2 separate regions of the Homo sapiens genome follow, and region 2 is linked to region 1. A link is a loop called in an ENCODE intact Hi-C map of the cell type or tissue named here. Cell type or tissue: OCI-LY7. All regions are shown on one strand. Links, peaks and the distances in the headings refer to the core of each region. The heading gives the core; the rest is flanking DNA. Region 1 has its middle 9.3 kb from the start of LINC03124. Region 2 has its middle 51 kb from the start of LINC01087.

Region 1 (10,308 bases), core at 1,595-9,594:
TTCTGTTAATTATACTGCCCTTCCCCTTTATAGGTTTTCTGTAGGAGTTAAATAAAATCCACTTTGTTAATTGCTTAACACAATGCTCAACACTGGTAGGGGAGCTATAATTGTCAGCTATTGTCCTATGTGCCAAGAAAAAGACCACACAGACAGACACACACACAAACACACAAAGACACACATGGAGGGAGAGGAAGTAAAGATTAGGAAGCAGCACATAGTGTATCAGTAGACAATGGGACCACTAGTGATTTTCATATTCTTTTTTATTTTCTTTTTTATACTGCTTACATTTTCAGTGTTACATAATGAGCATGTATTACTTCTGTAATCAGAAGAAGGTGGTATAAACCTCACCTTAATATAATAAAACAAAATTACTGGCCAGGCACAGTGTCTCATGCCTGTAATCCTAGCACTTTGGAAGGCTGAGACTGGTAAATCTCTTGAGCTCAGGAATTTGAGACCAGCCTGAGCTCAGTGAGACAGTGAGACCTCGTCTCTGGAAAAAATACAAAAATTAGCCAGCGATAGTGGTGTACACCTGTAGTCCTAAGTTACCTGGGAAGCTAAGGTGGGAGGGTGGCTTGAGCCCAGGAAGTGGCTGCAGTGAGCTGTGATTGCACCACTGCACTCCAGCCTGGGTGAAAAAGCCAGACCCAGTCTCATACAAAAATAAAAACAAACAAACAAACAAAAAAGTTATTACTTAAGTCTCACATGCTGTCTTGGAGCCATCTTAGTGTTGAGGGATTCAAGAGACTGGAGAGACCAATGGGTGAGACAGGAGGATTTTATTAAAGTGACCACTTGCCCAGTGGATTTGCATCCAAAAGGCTGAGCCCGGAAAAAAGACGGGGCCTGGTTTTTAAGCATGCAGCTGTGCAAAACTTACAGGGCGGGCTTAGCAAGCTTACAGAAGCAGAACAAAGGCAGTTAATCAAACAGTGACAAGTGTATGACTCAAACATGTCTGATGACCTCTGCTGGGCCACCCAGCAGGCTCTCAGCAGATGGTAACTATTTTAGGCTTGCTCAGGCATGTCTTGTGACCTTCTCAGGGTCACACAGATGGAAAACAGGAACTTAAAAAATCCTTATAAACTTACAGAGATAGTTACAAAAATAGTTATGAGAGCAGAACAAAGAAATATTGGCCTGGGAAAGAATCTCAAAGGGGGAAGCTGATAAGAACTTGTTTTTCTCATCCCTGTTCCTGGAGTCCATTCCTTCTGGGCTCTTCCTGGCCTTGTATATAAAGTTATCTTAATTCTAGCACGGCCTTGGAGTGAGTCAGCCTGGAACAGGCAGGAACTTAGGTTTTTCTCTTTTTAATTTCTGCTTTAGTAGGCCAGGGTTCTGATTTTCACTGCTGAGAAAGTAAAGTGTGTTCAGGCTGCCCATGGTTCTGGGCCCCCCCGGGTCTCTGAGGAGGGCTGTCCCCTCCATCACAGAGAATATCAGGACACTAGCTTGTTCTAGTTATACTTACACACTCCTCTCATGTTGTCTATGGAGTGGTGGATGCTGCAGGGAGGGTGACATCCTAGTTAGTCCTAAGAGCCAGACTGCCTGAAGCTCACTATAACAAGTCCTGCCTTGGGGAAGAAGGAAGTGTGTCTCTGTGAACCTCCCACCTGGGCCGAAGGGAGGCCACTCTCTCTGCTGCCTCTCCCCAACCTTGGCCTTCTGTGCTCCTAGTGAACCTCTCACCCCCTGCCTACAGGCCTCGAATCTCAAGACCATGATGACCTCTGGTCACCCCTGAATCCAGAGCTTTCCTTTTACAAAGGGGAAACTGAGACCTGGAGCAGGGCTGATGTTCAGCCAGCGCACAACGGAATGGCCGAATTGGTGGTAAAATACTGAAATAGTTCCAGTGTGGATGGAAAGGGGCTGCTGCCCTAAGCATCTCTACTGCCCACCTCATCCCTTCCTCCAGGACCCTGGGTCAGCACCAGGAGCATCAAAGTGGCCAGGATTGGCCGGAGCCCATGCTAATGGCTCTGCCAGCCCTTCTCCCCACCAGAGAGGGCAGGGGGATTCAGGCCATCTAGAGGTAGCATTGTGACCGTATCTGCAGTAGTCAATCCTTGTGTGCCACGGTCCCTGACTTTGTTAATAAGGGCACCAGCCTACATCCCTCTGGTACTCAGTGATAAGCATCTAAAATCTTCTTAAAGAAAAAATTTAAAAAGCTTTCAAAATATATGACTTAACATATGAGGCTGCATAAACATCTCTAGTAGTTGTCCAACTGGTGCTTCTGGTTCTGCCTCCCCAGAAAGTGGATGACCTGGGCCACCCTCCACCACTGCCCTGTAAGGCCATGGGACACACAGCCCATCAGTTCTCTTCATGTGGTCATCCCCTGTTAGATGGGAGAAAATACACCTGCCTCATTTTTGTACCTTCTGTGTGAACATTCCACGACAGAACTTCACTAAATGTGTGATGAAGAACTGAATGAATGAATGAATATGAGAGAAAATGAATAAATGGCTCAGATCCTGGGCTGGAAGTCTGTGTATGAGGATGGTGGGTAAAGGAGGGTCTGTTTTTCTTGCCTTTAAGTCATTACTTCTCATTTTGGGGCAGGAGCACAGGCTTTGAATGCAGACCGACTGGACTTTAATTCTGGCTTTACTAGTTGTGATTGTGTGATCTTGTACATGTTACTTAAACCCTCTGTGCCTGTTTCTTTATCTGTAAAATGGAGATAATAAGATGTCAAAGGACTGTGGTAAGAATTAAATGCTTTAAACAAATCTCAGTTTGTATTAAGTCCTCAATAGATTGGGTTTAGCATCATGAGTGCATGTGTTTCTGGAGCAATGCTCATCTTGGGCTGGTACCTACACAGAGAAAGACTCTGGCCTCTTCTCATCCACATGTATCTGTCTTATGCCTGGTTCCCATTCCCAGGTCCTTGGAAGATCCATATTGCTGAAACAGTGAAGGGTGATAGGCACCTCAGGACAACTAAGTTGCTCCCCAAACATCTTCCCCCTCCCAAACGCCCCTGTGGTCTTTAGCATTTAACAGGAATCTCTCGACACTCTCAAGGGATGATCCTCTCATGGAAGACCAGTAGGGAGGAGGCTGCGGGAAAGGTCAGGCACTGTGCACTTCCCTGACAGCTGCATATGGTTCTGTTTCCAAGCCCACGGGTCACTACAAATAAGGCAAGTTATATGACATAATAATGTGATTCTTTGGTGCCTCAGTCCACACGGCACGTTAATACTCCTAGAGTGGATTGCATGGTGGTCTATCAAAAGATATGTCTACCTGGAATGTGTGAATGTGCCTTTATTTGGAAAACAATCTGCAGATGTAATTAAATCCAGCACCTTGAGATGATTAGGATGGGCCCTAAATCCAATGACAAGTATCCTTATAAGAAAAGCGGCAGGTAGGGCACAGTGGCTCACACATATAATCCCACCACTGAGGGAGGTAAGGTGGTGAGAGGATCACTTGAACTCCAGGCTTTCAAGACCTGCCTGGGCAACATGGTGAGACCCTGTCTCTCCAAAATGTATATAAAATATAATAGCCAGGCACGATGGCACCCGCCTGTAGTCCCAGCTACCAGCTACTCAGGAGGCTGAAGTGAGAGGGTAGCTTGAATCTGGGAGGTTGAGGCTTCAGTAAGCTGTGTTCATGACACTGCTCTCCAGCCTGGGGGGCCTCTCCAACCTGCACTAGAAGAGCTGGGCCCTGGCTCTGGGCACCATGCAGCCTCTGAGGTGAGGCTGAGCGCCAGTTTCTGCCCTCCTGCAGCTAGAGACCAACACCCTGACTTAGGCGTCGTGGAGGCTTCTGGCCCAAGGGTCCGCGCTGCTGGTGGAGCTGGCAGGGTCGGAGTTTGCCACAGCTGCTGCTGCGCGCCTTGTGCAGGTTACCACTGCAGCTGAATCTACAGCAGAGGCAGGCAGGGCTGGTCCCAGACAGCCTGGGGGTCGCTGAGTGGACGGTCCTTTCACCCTAGAGTCAGCTCTTTCTTGTAGGCGCCCAGATCAGGGTGTGCAGGCGCTGGGCACAGGGCAGCCGCCAGGAAATGGCTGAGCTGCCGGTTCCCGCCCTCCTGCAGCTGGGGCCGGACCACCTGAATTAGCCGCTGGGCGGCCTCTGGCCCTGGAGTCCGCCTGGCTGGTGTAAAAGCATGGTCTGGAGTTGCCATCAAGTCTGCTCCGCGCGCCATGTGCAGGTGGCTGCTGCAGCTGAGCCCATGACAGAGGCTGGCAAGGCGTTTCCGAGGCAGCCTCAGGGTCATTGAGTGGAGCACTATCCCACCCTAGGGTCCGCTCTTCCTTTGCCTGAGCCCAGAGTTCGGGTCGCGGGCACTGGGAACTGTGCAGCCAAGGAGACTGGGCCGAGGGCAAAGGTTTCTGCCCTGCTGCAGCTGCGGGGCTGACTGCCTGAATTAGGCGCTGAGGCGGCCTTGTCCCCCGTGTCAGGGCTCTGGTGCAGGCAAAGTGCCGGGTTGCTCTGCTGCTGTCGCGCCCTTGTACAGGTGGCAGCTGCAGCTGAGCTCTCAGTAGAAGCCGGCAGGGTTGGTCCCAGAAAGCCTGAGGATCGCGGTGTGCACCACCCTCTCAGCCTAGGGTGGACTCTTCCTTGGCCCGCGCCCAGAGCTCGGGGTTTCGGGCGCTGGGCCCTGTGCAGCTGCCCAGAATAGGCTGTGCGGCTGGTTCCCGCCCTGGCAAGGCATCCAGCTATGGAATCTGCACTGCTGTTGGGGGCAGGTAAGGTCGGAGGAGGGGGGTGTGGTTTCCACCATTGCTAACGGGCGCCACCTGGCGATGGTAGCTGCAGCTGAGAGCATGGCAGAGGCTGGCAGGGCTGGTCCCAGACACCCTGAGGGTCGCTGAGTGCACCGCCCTACCCCCTAGGGTCTGCTGTTCCTTAGACTGCTCCCAGGACGTGGTGTGCGAGCGCTAGACACAGAGCAGCCTCCAGGATGGGGCTGAGCGGCCGATTCCCGCCTTGCTGCAGCTACAGTCTGAATTAGGCTCCACCGCAGTATCTGGCCCTAGGGTTCGTGCTACTGGTGGCATGGACAGAGATGGGGGCTGCCACAGCTGCTATGGGGCTGAGCAGCCGATTCCCGCCCTCTTGCAGCTATGGGACCGACCACCTGACTTAAGTGCCTTGGAGGCGTCCGGCCCTGGGGTCTTTGCTGCTGGTGTCTGAGGGCAGGGGCAGGGCTGCCACTGCTACTGCCCTGTGCCATGCGCAGGCGCCAGCTGCAGCTGAGCCCAAGGCAGATGCTGGCAGGGCTGGTGTGAGGCTGCCCAGGGGTGGGTGAGTGCACCTCCCTTCCACCCTAGGGTCCGTTATTCCTAGACCAGCGCCCAGATTGCGGGGTCGTGGGCGTTGGACACTGTGCAGCCATGAGGATCTGGTTGAGCGCAGATTCCTGCCCTCCTGCGGCTGAGAGGCCAACCTCCTAACATGCGCTGCAGTGACCTCTGGCTCTGGGGTCCGCGTTCTTGCTGGAGCTGGCAGAGACCAGAGCTGCCACCAATGCTGCTTCCAGGAGTGTGCATGTGGCAGCTGCCGCTGATCCCGCGGCGGAGGATGGCAGGGCTTGTTCCAGAAGGCTTGAGGGTCCGCGAGTGCACCGCCCTCCCACCCTAAGGTCTAGTCTTCCTTGCCCGCGCCCAGAGAGTGGGATTACGGGCGCTGAGCACAGTGCAGGCGCTGGGATGGGGCTGAGCTGCAGGTTTCCCCCCTCTGGCTGCTGGGGGGCCGACCGCCTGAGTTAGGGGACGCGGCGGCTTTTGGTCATGGGGTCTGCACTGCCGGTGGCTTGCACAGGGTCGGGGGCTGCCACAGCTGCTATAGTTCACCGTGTGCACTTGGCAGCCGCCCCTGAGCCCACCGCTGAGGCCGCAGGGCTGGTCCTGTCCCAGACGGCCTGAGGGTCACTTGCCCGCGCCCAGAGCACCGGGTGGCGGGAGCTGGGCACTGTGCAGCCTCCGGGAATCCGCTGAAGGGCGCGTTGCAGCTCTCCTGCAGCTGTGGGCCGACTGCCTGACTTTGGCCACTAGGTGGCCTCTGGCGCTAGGGTTTCCGGGCCGCTGGTGTCGGCGGGCGGAGTCCGGGTTTGCCACCGCTGCCCACAGGCTCACCATGGCCTGAGTAAATGCTCGCACTGCTCATACATCCATTTTTAAAAATTGGGTTGAACATGAGAACATAATCATTCATATTTTATCCATTTGCATGTATTCGATAACATCCTTTCCCTGTTCTTGTCTCTGCTTTGCAGCCTTTTTCTTCAAAGAATGAATGTTTCCATGTTTTATACCCACAGAATTTCTGGTTTTTCCCGTTGGAGCCCAAGGAGCAAGGGCAGAATGAGGAACATGATGTTCCTTACAAACAGTTACTCATGAGGCTGCAGCACAGAAACTGCAATAAATGTCAGTTACAAAGTGTCCATGTGCATTTTAAATTGATGGTTATTAAAATCCTTCTTTATCTATAGGGGATCTAAAAAATTAAACAATTCGTAATTTAAACACAGTTGCCAGGTAGCCTGAGTCAAAAATCAGGAGAGGCTCCATGGTCTGAAGTCTCCTAGTGCTCACCTTGGTGAGGGTCTAGTTGCCTAATGGGTTGGTGTAATGAAGTCATTCTAACACAAGCAAAACACGACTCCCTTAGTTATTCAAAAAATCAGGAAATAGAAAAAAATAAATGAGAATAAAATATTGACAGGAGAGAAAAATGAAGAGTTAATTGGCGATTTGAAGGAGGTGAAATGGACAAAAAGTAAATTTAGCAATTAGAATTTAAAGTCAGTAGATAATTAAGTCGAATAATTTATTCTTATGTCCATGTATTTTGGTTTTAAAGTTTTGATTAATACTCACTCAACACTAATTTCTAACAAATTAGAATATTATCACATTGTCTATTTTTACCAGTGAGCTTGTAATAAAGATCCACTAGTAATCTTAGTACACCAAAAGAAGCCCATAGAATAAACTAATTTTTAAAGAGTCACATTTTATTCAATGCCTATTTGTACATGTTACTAGCAATAAACTCTTTTATCTTTAATTTTGAGAAGTTTTACAAATACAGCAAAGCAGAATGACTAATAGAGCCGGTAACCAGGACACAGATTTGGAAAAATAGGTCTAATTGGTTGTTACACTGTGTTTATATCATACATTTCGCTTATTTTTATCAAAGAAAAATCAGAATTTATAAAATGTTAATTAAAAGGAAAACATTCTGAGTAAATTTAGTCCCGTGTTTCTTCCTCCAAATCTCTTTGTTCTACACTAACAGGTCAGGATAAGTATGGATGGGGAGGCTGGAAAAAGGGCATCCTTCCCCATGCGGTCCCCAGAGCCACCCTCTCCAAGCAGGACTTGGGGAACATCCTTCTCCATCTGGGACCTGAAGGATGTCCTTCTCCACCCAGGACTTGGGAGGTGTCTTATCCACCCAGGACTTGAGGGGGATCCTATTCCATTCAGGAGTGGGGGAAATTCTTCTTCATCTGGACTTGGGGGGCATCCTTCTCCATTTAGGACTTGGGGGGCATCTTTCTTCATCCAGGACTGGGGGGTTATCCTTCTCCATCCAGGACTGGGGGTTGTCTTTCTCCATCCAAGACTGGGGGGTTATCCTTCTCCATTCAGGACTTGGGGGACATCCTTTCCCATCCAGTAACTAGGGGGCATCCTTCTCCATCCAGGACTGAGGGGGATATCCTTCTCCATCTAGGACTGGGGGGCATCCTTCTCCATCCAGTATTGGGGGTCATCCTCCTCCATCCAGGACCTGAGGGGTGTCCTTTTCTGCGCTTCCTTGGATGGCAGGCTTTCCTATGCAGTCATTCAGAAAGTCAGGCTGACACATGTTGTCGTCTTGAACTCTGGAATCTCATCTCTATTCTAGGTGAATCCCTTCATGTTTATAGTGATTTACCATTAAATCACTGTGCCGTTTTTTCCTAAAATATATGGGGCGTGTTTTTTGTTCTGACTTCTGTTAGTCCTTTGGTCCCTAGCTCCAGTTTTTTTGTAATTTCTTTTGCAACCTAATATGGGTCCCATTTAGTAAGTATTACATATATTAGAAAATGTATATTCAGCATTTGTTGTGATTTTAAAATATTTTATAAACACATAACATCTTTGTCTATTTCCCATTTAAATTCAGAAGTATGAGTTCCAGCATCCCTCTCTAGACCTGCTCTTCCTGTTAGTTTCTTTGTACGTCCTGGAGGCGAGGCCAGCGTTGGACTTGACGTTGCTTCACCTACTCGGTTCTATTGTCCCTCCATGTGCAGTGTCTATCCTGTTGTTTATTATTTCTTCCTTAAATTTTATTTGAACTAAAATTAATTTTGTGGTAGCAGCTTGCTTTCTGTGAATATTTACTTAAAATTTTTATTCCCATTATTTTTCTTTCTTTAATTTGAAAGTGCTGCTTTGTTATTAACAATTTTGTATTTTAATATATGAGGTTAATCCCTCTAGGTTTGGTAGGAAAAAGTGATATATTTGAACTTATTTCTATCACTTGATTTTGGATTTTGTATCCCAAAACCTTATCCTCAATTCTCTTTTCCTTTTTTCAGATTTCTTTTCTTTTCTTTTTTTTGGGGAGCGGGGGGATGGAGTTTTGATCTTGTTGCCTAGGCTGGAGTGCAACGGGGTGATCTCGGCTCACCACAACCTCTGCCTCTCAGGTTCAAGCGATTCTTCTGCCATAGCCTCCAAGTAGCTGGGATTACAAGCATGTGCCGCCACACCTGGCTAATTTTGTATTTTTAGTACAGACAGAGTTTCTCGAACTCCCGATCTCAGGTGATCCACCCACCTTGGTCTCCCAAAGTGCTGGGATTACAGGCATGAGCCACCGCGCCTGGACTTCCAGATTTATTTTCAATCAACATTTCATTTTCCACTTCCTTCCTATGCTGGCTTTTAGGTTTTCCAGACTATTTACCTTTAGTGTCAAAAATTCTTTTGGGAACTTTTGAGTTGTCAACCAATATTGTAAGCATATTGGATATTGCTGTTTTTCTCCCAGTGCTCTGGTTATAATCTCTTCTATTAATACCTTGTAGTGTTATTGTTGGAGTTATTTTTTTCTATTAATTTCTGAGATATAAGAATTAGAATTGTCAAATTGTGGATTTATGCATTTATCCTTTTAATTCAATAACTTTTGCTTTGTGTATTTTGTTATTTTTCTTAGGTGCATACATGCTTATGATTATTAGGTTTTCTAAGCAAATCGACTCATTAGCATAAAACGTCCTTCTTTATCCCTGTTGATGCTTGTCTTTCTTGTAGTCTGTCTTATCTGCCATTAATACACTGGCTGCAGTTTTTGATAACAGAGATTTGCATGGTGTATATTAGTCCATCTTTTCAGTTTGAATCTATTTGTATCTTTACCTCATAAGTGTATTTCTTTTTAAAAGCTGATATTGAGGTTTCCTTTTTACCTACTTTGACAGTCTCTGTTCTGCCTTCCTGGTCTTCTTCTGGATTATTGTAGTTTTCATTTGTTTGTTTGTTTGTTTGTTTTATGGGGTTTTCTTTTTTTTTAGTATGGATTTTGTATCTTGTTTTTTTTTAACTATGACTCTTTGTTTCATTTATTTATTTTTAGTGAGTTCTTTAGAAATTAAAATAAAAATACTTAAAGTATATTAAATATCATAACACTGTATATAAAATATAAAAACCTTACCTTACCCTCCTCCCTCCTCTGATCTTTTGTGCCATGTTGTCATAGATTTTTCTTCTGCACATGTTGTAATTCCTGGAGGATGTCATTAAAATAGCAATTTCCCCTCCACATGTTTACTATTTTTGGCACACTTTCATCTTTTCTGAGAACTAGAATTTCCAATTGTTATCATTTTTCTTCAACCTGAGCAGCTTTCTTTTGCATTTATTGTGGTTTGGGTGTGATGGCAACACATTCTCTCAGACTTTCTTTAATTGAAAATGTACTTTTCTCAACTTCAGTTCTGAGGGCGGCTTCAGCAAGTTCAGAATTCTAGGGACACCTTTGACTTTGAACAGCATGAAGTCTCTGCTCAGCAGTGCTGTAGGCACCATCTAACATATTGTTATATCTAGTTGTGTCAAATCTGTCATCGGCCATAGAACGCTTTGACAGGTGCTTCTTGTTGCTTCAGTTCTAAGTATTTCATAGTTTTCAGAGATATGGAGAAGCAGCAGTGCTAGTAACAGTACCAGTAAAACCAGGATAAGCCCTAAAATAATTAAGAAGCCATCGCATGCACACACGTGA
Region 2 (10,308 bases), core at 666-8,665, 88 kb before region 1:
TTTCCACTACATTGGTTACTGATGAAATAAAGGACATTCACTAGCATACCAATCTATTGTGAGTTTTGCTTGTTTGTTGTTTGTATTTTCTTTCCCCCATATTGTTTTCATTTTCCTTTTTGCAAATTGTAAGCATAGATCCAGGTTGGCCCAGGTATCCACACACCATATACTTTCTTCTCAGAGAGTGATAGTTTCAAGTTTTGGGTATAGGTCTTTCATTCATGTTGAATAGATGATTGTGAATTTCACACAATAAGGACCCTATGTTGTTATTTTGCCTAGGGATATCCAGTTCTCAGAACGCTGTATTGGACAGACTCTCCCTTCTTGTGGTGACGTTTGTGGTTCTTTCTAAACATGTGCTTAGGCTATACCAATTTGAACTTACTCCTAGGCACCTTCATTGTGTCCCCTGGTCTGTGTTTCTCTGCTAAGGCCTATCACAAATCATCTGGGTAACTAAAGCTTTGGGAAGTAATTTAAAGTGGAAGCATGTGATGGCTCCACCGAGTTTGTGTGTGTAGGAATCTGGGTAACTAAAGCTTTGGGAAGTAGGTTAAAGTGGAAGAGTGTGATGGCTCCACCGACTGTGTGTGTAGGAACTGCTTTGGGAGTGCGCGGCACTTCATTGTCCCACAGGACTTTCAGAAATATGTTGTGATCCTATTTGAAAACAAAAATTTCACATGGTCTATGCTTTTACTTTAAGGGCGCAAGGGACCATTTGACATATGGATCAGTGCTGTTGTGATCAAATTACAGGACCTCGTGTCTCTGTTTCAGGCTATAGTGAGGATTTCTTGGTGGAGAGAGTATCCCGATCACCCCTTCCCGCTATATTGAATATCATGCTAGGAGACTGTTAAGCCTAGTCACCCTGCTAAGCTGTAGAACACCAGAATTCTTGCCATTCATCTGAGCGTCACTTTGTAGCTGTTTCCAAGCCTCCCCTCAGCCTCTGGTACCCACTATTGACGTTGCTCCTTTGTGAGATGCATTTCATTAGATTCCATGCGCGTGAGATCGTGCTGTGTTTGTGTTTGTCTTCCTCTGCCTGGCTCATTTCCTTTGACTTAATGTCCTTCAGCTTTCTCCACCTTGCTGGAAGTGACCTGCTGTCCAGAAGTTTGATGGCTGAGGAGTATACCATCGTGCATGCATCTTTCATTTCCTGCATTTCTTCCTCCCTGGATGGACAGGTAGGTTACTTCCATACCCTGGTTATTGTCCGGAGTACTTCATCAAACACGGGAAGGCAAATATCTCCTTAAGTTACAAGGTTCCTTGGCTTTGCTGGTATACCCAATGTTGGGATGGCTACGGGAACTGGTAGTTGTATTGTTGTTTCAGAAACCTCCTGCTGTCTCTCCCAGTGGGTATACAAATTTGCATTCCTACCAATAGTGTGTGAGAGTTTCTCTGTCTGCAAATCTACACTGCCCTTATCTTCAAAAGGTTTTATTGCTGTTCCTGGTCATACTCGTTCTCTGGGGAGTTTGGCAGTATCTGAGTGTGGTTGGGATTTGCATTTAGGGGATGATTACTGATGTGGAGGAACTTCTATTACCCGCGAGTCTGTTGCAGGTTTTTTCAGAAATGCCTATGCCAGTCTTTTGGGCAATTTTAGCATGTGTATTGGTTTTTGTGTTTTTGTCCACTTGGGACCATTAGTTTCTTGAATATATCAGATAAGAAGCCCTTCCAGATCCACAGTTTTCCATAATTTTCTCCCAGTCTGTGGGATGTCTTCTGTTGGGTTCACTGTTTTCTCTCCAGTGTTGAAGCTATGTGAAGCTCTGAAGTTGTCCTTAGTCTCACATGGTCACATTAGCTTTTGTTAGCGGTGATTTCTGTGTCCCTTTGAGAAGAAAAGCAAGATGGCGAAGCCATTGTATGGTCTATGGGTATTTGATTCCTATGTGTTTTCTGTTTGTGGCTTAGGTGCACAGGTTCAAGTTTTCCCACACTAGACATGCACCCTATGTGTTTTCCTTGGAGGTTTTGGTTTCACAATTGCCCTTTAGTGTTCAGTGGATTTTGTGTCGCTTTTTGTGTCTTGTGTAAGGGAAGGGTTTATTTCAGTCCTTTGCATGTGACCCCCCAGTTTCTTCAACCATTGTGCTTTTGGTGTGCTTTTGGGGGAAAAGCAAGAATCCTATGGATTCAGTGTTTATAATTGTGGGCTGATTATTTGGCTCCTTCGTTGTGTCCATTTGGTTATCTTTCTGTGTTCATGCCACTAATGGATGGATTGGGCCACTGTAGGCTTTTTCTTTCGTTTTGTGTGTTTTTTTGTATTTTCTTCCTTTTTTTCTATTTCTATTTCCAAAACTGGGTTTTCTAAAATGATAGCTACTTTTATTGTGATCGAGGGGTGGACGCCTGCAGGTTCATTTCACTACATGGCTATATAGCAGACTTTGTATGCTTGAGGTCCTAGCGTACCCATCACCCAGGCGGTGAACACAGCACCAGTTGGATCATTCTTCCTCCAAGGCTTCCTGTCTCCCTCCTTTTTCTGTCTGGTAGTACCCAGCATCTGTTGATTTCATCTTTACGTTCGTGTGTATTCGGTGTTGAGTTTCTGCCTGTAAGTGAAAACCTGCGGTGTTTGGTCTTCTGCTCTTGCCTGAGTTCGCTTAGCAGAGTGGCCTGCAGTTCTGTCTGTGTTGATGCTGTGGGCATGATTTTGTTTCTGTGTTTGATTTTCCTTGGTGGCTTCTTAGTATTCTGTGGTGTATAGGTATCACATTTAAAAACATCTCATTTTCTGTTGTTGGGCATCTAGGTCAGGTCCACGTCTTTATTCCTGTGAGTAGCACTCCCGTGAACATGCAAATGTCTGTGTCTTTTTGATAGACACATGTATTTTTCCCTTGGGTGGATACACAGGGTTGGATTGCTGGGTCGAAGGGTATCTCTGCTTCCTTTCCCTCTTTGTTGTTGTTGTTGAGAAATCTTGAAACTGCTCTCCACAGTTTGAGACCTAGTTTGCATTACCCCAAGAGTGTAGCTGTGTTTGCTTTTATCTACTGCTACACAAATATGTTTTGTGTTTGGACAAATGGCCATTCTGACTGGTGTGTGATGGCACTGGTACCTCATCTCTGATGATTAGGGATGTTGAGCATTTTCTCCTGTCTGTTGGTCTTTTTTAAGTCTTGTTTTGACTAGTGTGTTTGTGTCATTTGCCCATTTTTTACTTGTGTTATTTTTCTGCTTCTTGATTTAGGTAAGGTCCTCTAGATTCTGGCTTTAGAACTTGGTCAGATGCTTGGTTTGGGAACATTTTCTCCCATCATGTAGGCTGTGTGTTTACTGTGTTGGCAGTTGCTTTGCTGTCCAGCAGGTCTGTAGTTTCTTCGGCCAGACTTGTACTTTTTGTTTTTTCTTGCATTTCTTTTGGGTACTAAATTGTCTAAGTGGTTTGCAAAAGCCTATGTTGAGAAAGGTGTTTGATAGGTTGTCTGTTAGGACTTTTATATTTGAAGTCTTCTATTTCAATCTTTGGTTGATCTTGAGTTAATTTTCCATATGATGAGAAGCAGGGCTGCAGTGTTAATTCTCCTGCACATGGCTAGTCATGTATCTGAGCGCCATTCGTTGCATAGTGAGCCTTTTCTTTATTTCTTATTTCTGTGGTTTTGTCAAAGGTCAGATGGTTGTAGTTCTGCCAGGCTACTTCTGCATTTTCTAACTTGTCTAGGTGAAAGCTAGGTCATTTTTTTCTGTTATGATCTATTTTGATTTCTTGGGTTCAAGAACTGATAAATAAATTTTAGAAACTGAAGAACCCACTTACTTTCTCAAGGTTAGAAACCATCACCATCACCGTATTCTGTGATGTTATGGGCTTTATTGAGTTATATCTTTGCCCTTTTCCTTCAAGTCTCTCCTCTGGATTTATTTTGTGAAATTAGATTCTGAATCCCATTTTGTTGCATAAACTGTGCTTGAGCAAAAAAAAGTTTTTCTTTTTTTTTCTAAAAACATCCTTAGTATACATGGGGTGAAGAACAACAAACCTGTCTCCTCTTTCCACTAGTCACACCATTACACTCCTTTCCAGCCTCTTTGCTGCTACATGTGGCCATTCAAATGAGCCCTGGCTAAGTACATGTGGATAGAAGTTAATGTTCGCTTCTTGCAAGCCTGGCCTGTGATTCTGTGTTGTGATTTAGAACATAAAGAAGAAGTGAGACTTGCTGAATGAGACTCTTGAACGCTTCCTCTGACAAGCTCCAAGGCACACTGGTTGTCTTGCAGTGCTTTGGACAGCTACTCGTTTGTTGGACAATAATTTCCCAACATGGGGACAACCCAGAGCATTTTCCACTTCCATATTCTGCTTCAGTTGCTCATGGTTTTGATCGAAGCTAGACAGTGACTGAACCAGGAGGCTCAGACCCCAGGCCAGCGTGGAGTCCTGTGGTTGAAGACAGGCTGGACCATCAGAGGAAGAAAACAAGTAGCCCTTTTTTCTGGATTTTCACCTTCTCTGTTTTCAGGAAACCTGAAGCCAATTATGTTATGCAGGCATGACTGAAAAGAGATTATTTTGAGTTGTTTTGGTGGCACCAAGAAATGTGCCAATGTGACAGCCAAAAAAGCAGAAAGACCAAGGCATTGAGAGTGGGAGAGCCACTGATGATGCTGGGTCTGGTAGGCTTTTCGAGATCTCTCCCAGCCCCAAAACAGCCAAGCAACTCTGTCCTGGGTTGTGAGTGGGCTCAGCCGCCCCTGTGCACACCCATGCTTGGATTCTGGCACACATGGCACCCACAGGAGGCAGTTCCCCCTTCAGGAGACTGGTTGGCAGGACCCTGTCTCCACACGCAAAGACAGCAGGCAGAACCCACACGTCCTCTAGTTTTCCCAGTGTCACTCGCCCATGGGGGTTCACGATGAGACCCCACGGGTCCAACCTGCAGGCAGAGTTGCCACCCCAGCCTGAGGCAAAGTGGACCTTTTTCTGCCAGAGGGGTCTGCTTTCCCATTGGCCAAAATGGCCTCAAATGACAGGGACAGAACAAGGCACAAGTGTACCCATTAGAGTGTCTGAGCCCGCCTGGTGTCTGCTTCCACACATCTCCTGGGAGGTCCCAGCAGGCACCCAGGCCTGGGCCACAGCTCACCCCACATTCAGAGGTGGGTAGCACAGCTGCCCTATGCAGGCCTCAGGGAGGAAAGGGAGAAAGAGATGACAAAAGCAAGACACAAGAAATGCAGCAAAAGCACACAAACACACACACTGACACTCATCTGGGGCAGGCCATCCTCTCACCCATGACCAGCAGTGCAGGCAGCTGAGAGTTGGGCAGGAGGTGGTGCCACCATCCCCTGAGTTAGGGCCTGGATCCAAGGAAGAACATAGAGTCCCTAGAGTCAAGCGCCACTGACCTCAAGACCTGCAGTTTGCAGGGAGGGGATGCTGTGAGAAGAACTGTTCTAGGTCACAGCGAAATATGTCTGACTTCAAGAAAATATTTGAAACCAAAGTACATTTATTGAAGACTCTCAATGATATAAAAAAGCACAGTTTAGAAAATGTGAAAGCAATCACTGAACATATTCATATATTTTCATCTAAATTTAGTTACAGAGTTTTTCTAAAACTGGGATCAGGCCAGGTATGGTGGCTCAGGCCTGTAATCCTAGCACTTTGGGAGCTTGAGGCAGGAGGATCGCTTGAGGCCAAGAGTGGAGACCAGCCTGGGCAACATGGTGAGACCCCTCATCTCTACCAAAAATACAGAACTTGGCCAGTCATGGTAGCACACTCCTGTAGTCCCAGCTACACAGAAGGCTGAGGTGGGAGAATTGCTTGAGCCTGGGAGGTTGAGGCTGCAGTTAGACAAGACTGCACCACTGCATTCCAGCCTGGGTGACAGCCTGTCTCAAAAAATAATAACAGTAATTCCCGATTTTAATAATTATTCTAGAGTTGTGTAAAAGAATACCCTTAGGAAATGCACACTTTGGGGTAATTATGTCTATAGTTTACACTGAAATCATTAAAAGAGGTATGTAAACAGACAAAGCAAATGGGACAAAATGGAGCAAATTTCTACAAATTTTAGAAATTGGTGAGTCTTGGTTAAGAGAAGGAGGAGGATTCTTGGTACTATTCTTGTGACTTTTGAAATTATATAAAAATTTTAAGTTCCTAAAAACTGGCTGTAGAACTATACGCTCAGAGTGAGCATTTATTTTGTAAAATAGTGATTAAGACCAAATCTTTAATCAGTTAAAAATCTGATCAAATAAAAGTAGTAATATATTACGGTATTTTTGACATCAAATCATTGTAAAGGGGCAATAACTTACAAGTTTGTCTCCAAGCACAGTACATTTTTATGGATTTTTAAAGAATTCACGTTCCCGTAATTCTTACCTTCCTCCACCTAAAGTGACACAGTTTACCAAATAATTTGGAGTAATGGTTAGATTGGGTTAAATTCTCAAGGCTTCCTCTTTAAAAATCATACATTTAATTCGGGTAGGGAATGACTTGGCTTCTTTGTTCCTGTGAAAGAAGTATATAAAAATGCCCCCTTAGTAACTATGCAGTCAGCTTACTATCTCAGCAAAGTCATTGTGAACTTCTTCCCTGTCTCAGGTTGGAAATAGGAACCAATTCAAGGTAGATTAAAGACTTAGGGCCGGGCGCAGTGGCTCATATCTGTAATCCCAACACTTTGGGAGGCCGAGGTGGGTGGATCACGAGGTCAAGAGATCAATACCATCCTGGCCAACATGGCCCGTCTCTACTAAAAATACAAAAATTAGCTGTGCATGGTGGTGGGTGCCTGTAGTCCCAGCTACTCGGGAGGCAGGAGAACCACTTGAACCCGGGCGGCGGAGGTTGCAGTGAGCTGAGATTGCGCCACTGCACTCCAATCTGGTGACAGAGCCAGACTCCGTCTCAAAAAAAGAAAAAAAGACTTAAATGTCAGACCTGAAACTATAAAACTACTAGAAAAACATAGAGAAAACTCTTCAGAACATCGGCTTAGGCAGATAATTTATGGATGAAATCTCAAAAGCACAGGCACCAAAAGCAAAAATAGTTGAGTGGGCTATAACTTCTGCACAGCAAAAGAATCAACACAGTGAAGAGACAGCCCCTGGAGTGGGAGAAAATATTTGCAAATTACTCACCTGACAGGGAACTAATGTGCAGAGTATAGAAGGAACTCAGACTCCTCAAAAGTTAAAAAATCAATGCCATTAAAAATAGGCAAAGGACAGGAATAGAGACATACAAATGGCTAAGATGTATATGAGAAACTGCTCAACTTCATTGATCAGGGAAATGCAAATCAAAACCACAGTGGGATATTATCTCACCTCAGTTAGTATGGGTATTATTAAAAAGACAAAAAATAACAGATGCTGGTGAGAATGAAGAGAAAAGGAAACTCTGCTACACTGTCAGTAGGAATGCAAATCAGTACAAGCATGATGGAAACCAGTATAGAGAATTCGAAAAAAAGAAAAAATAGAACTACTCTATGGTCCAGCAATCTCACTGGGGGGGTATTTATCCAAAGGAAAGAGTTCAGTGTAACAAAGGGGAACTTGCATGCTCGTGTTTATCACAGCATTATTCACAATAGCAAAGACACAGGATCAATCCAAGTATTCATCAACAGATGAGTGGATAAGATGTGCTAAATAGACACAGTAAAATACTATTTGGCATAACAAATAAGGAAATCGTGTCATTTTCAGAAACATTTTCAGAGACAGAAGGACAAATACTACGGGTTCTCACTCACGTGAGAGCTAAAAAAACTTGATCCCATGGAAACAGAGAATACAATGGCAGTACCAGAGGCCAGGAAGACTGGGTATGTGGAAGGGAGAATGAAGAGAAGTTGGTTATTGGGTACAAACCTACATTTAGAAGAAATAGGCTGTAATGTTTGACAGCAGGCTGTGGTGGCTAAGTAATATTATTATGTGTAAATATTCAAAGTAACCAGAATACGCATTTTATGCATGTAACAAGTATTTGTATGTACCTTACAAAGAGGTAAAATATTATGTGTCAATAAGATGGAGAGGTTATGCCCAAGCCTCCAGAGAGGGGCTCCTTGGATCCGCACAGCACATCCTGCATACCTGCATCCACTGCTGCGCTATGCTCCTCGTATCTGAGCCTTCATGCTCTGGTCCCCGAGGCAGGTGGTGCTGACTCAGGTGGCCACACTGTGGACCTGGGTGTTGGTGGCCCAGAGGGTGGGTGCTAGAGGCTTCCTGCCCTTCTTGTTCCACTGGGACCAGACGGAGCCAGGCAGTGACAGGGTACCACCTTCTTGACCGGATCCTGGAACACAGGAGTGTCACCTGGCCCCTCGTCATCCCAACTTAGCACCCAAAGTACCCCCGGGCCGGGGCCATGGCTGGGCTGGAACTCAGGATGGTTAGGATGCAGCTCAAGCCTTGTGGCATCTCTGGGTTCTCTGTCCACTGAGGGTGCCCTGGGATGCAAAGCTGGTGGAAGAGGTTGGCATTTCCCCAGCCTATCCTCACTCATGCCAAGCACCCCAGACTGTCCTTCCTGGTCCATCGCCCTGGTCACATTCCCCAGGGCAGCTCAGGGCTTTGTTCAGGGATTTCCTGTAGTCAGGTGCCTGATAAGTGTTGAGACGTGCAAGGCCACGTGGGCAGATGGGGAGGTGCTCTTTGGTGAGCACCCCCAGCAGGGCAGTCCCCCACCCAGGTGTCTGCCTGCTCCTGCTTGTGTTTGACTGTTAACAGCGCTTCATGCCAGGGCCACCAGCTCCCATCCCTCCTGTCAGGAAGGACACAGACAGCAAGTGCCTGGGTGGTAAGGCATTTGCCAGGTAACACAGGTGGCAAGTGCCAGAGCTGGGATTTGAACCCGGATCATGGCACTCTGTGTGGGGCAATGGAAGGTTTGAGAACGCCCATGTAGGAAGGAAGGGCAGCCTGGCCCCACTGAGCCCAGCTGCTCCCTGTGACCCTGGAGGAAACTATTCAGCCCCCAGCTGGGGAGAGAGTCCAGGAGGCCAGGCTTCCCCTTGCTTCCTGGCTCAGGGGATCACAGAGGGACAAGGAAATTTAGTGTATGTGTCTTCTTTTTGTTTCATTCAAAGTTTAATTTAGTATCAAGCAAGAGGAGCTTTAGTATCAAGCTCCTCTTTTTAGTATCAAGCAAGGTAGCTTAACCCTTCATAAGACTTCAGTTACAAAATAGTACTTTTTTTTTTTTGCACTTGTGATTGGCTTCCCCTCTACTTCTTTTGGTAAGAGTAGGTTGGTGTCCAGGCTCAGAATCCATTTTTCCTCCCACACCAAAGCACCTGTGGTTTGGGTGAAGCAGCCTGGAGCCTGGCTGCATAAAGCTTTGCAGCAGGAGGGTCCCGGTAGGAGGGTCGAGGTGCTACTTGCCCTGGTCCAGCTCAGAGGCCAGCACCAGGGAGGCTCAGTGTCCTGTTCCCAGGATCTGCACATGGGGTTGCCTTTCTGCATCTCCCCATCAGAGTGGTAGGTGCTCCTCCAAGCCCCCTCATGCCGGCCTGGACACAGCGGTCTGCACCTTGACCCTATTGCATGCCAGTGGAGCAGAGCCCCCCAGGCCAGAAGCCCCACAGCTGTTGGCCCTGGCTTGGACACTGGGCAGGGGGCACCAGGGCAGGAGCTGGCTGCAATCCTGTGGCCCCAAATGCCCCCTCGCTGATGGCCTCATGTTCTGTTCTGGGTGCGGAGCAAAGAGGAGCAGGTGTCGAAGGCACCTCAGGCAGGCGCTGGGCTTAATGGGCGTCTTGTGCTCCATGATTTTGAGGCCATTTGCAGCCAGCTCCGCCAGCCCGAGCTCCGAGCTGCAGCTGCTGCCATGCACAACAGCACCGCCAGGAGTGTCCTGGGGGCTTTCTTCAGGGGAGGCTGTCAGCATCCTCAAGTTCCAGCTGCTTAGCCCCAGTCCTCCTTCAAGAGGCTTTTTTTTTTCACCAGCGGCTTCTCAATGGCCTGAAAGCTCAGCTGACTCCCACAAAGTTTGCCGGGAACACAGGGCTGTCAGTGACATTCCTGGCGCCAAGACTTAAGCACGTGGGTTGCACGCATCGGCCAGTGTCTGTGCCACGTACACTGACGCCCCCTGAGATGTGCACACCGCACGCGCACGTCGCACGCGCGGCAGCGGCTTGGCTGGCTTGTAACGGCTTGCACGCGCACGCCGCCCCCGCATAACCGTCAGACTGGCCTGTAACGGCTTGCAGGCGCACGCCGCACGCGCGTAACGGCTTGGCTGCCCTGTAACGGCTTGCACGTGCA

Evidence for each region. A loop is a pair of places that touch in the nucleus more often than their neighbours do. Peaks named below come from ENCODE experiments on the same cell type or tissue, not always from the same donor. Only the 100,000 strongest peaks of a DNase experiment are listed, where the experiment ranks them.
Region 2: it touches region 1 in a loop (5-fold over the local background); 2 of 110 quality-filtered maps call a loop at or near these places.

What each region holds. Positions count from the first base shown.
Region 1 is chr2:131,668,069-131,678,376 of GRCh38, forward strand. No RefSeq gene overlaps it. Among named protein-coding and RNA genes, the nearest start is that of LINC03124, 9.3 kb to the right of the region's middle. RefSeq lists a cis regulatory region at 828-1,135 and enhancers at 928-1,107, 4,305-4,943, 4,469-4,768, 4,944-5,583, 5,584-6,221. In OCI-LY7, for the core only: CTCF peaks have their summits at 4,780 (motif pointing left), 4,984, 6,084 (motif pointing right) and 6,293; DNase peaks (open chromatin) are centred at 4,173, 4,533 and 6,063; H3K4me3 peaks cover 2,495 bases; H3K27ac peaks cover 1,367 bases.
Region 2 is chr2:131,580,928-131,591,235 of GRCh38, forward strand. No RefSeq gene overlaps it. Among named protein-coding and RNA genes, the nearest start is that of LINC01087, 51 kb to the right of the region's middle. RefSeq lists an enhancer at 7,381-7,530. In OCI-LY7, for the core only: no CTCF peak of the experiment used is centred there; DNase peaks (open chromatin) are centred at 3,634, 4,174, 5,272 and 7,504; H3K4me3 peaks cover 4,000 bases; H3K27ac peaks cover 6,065 bases.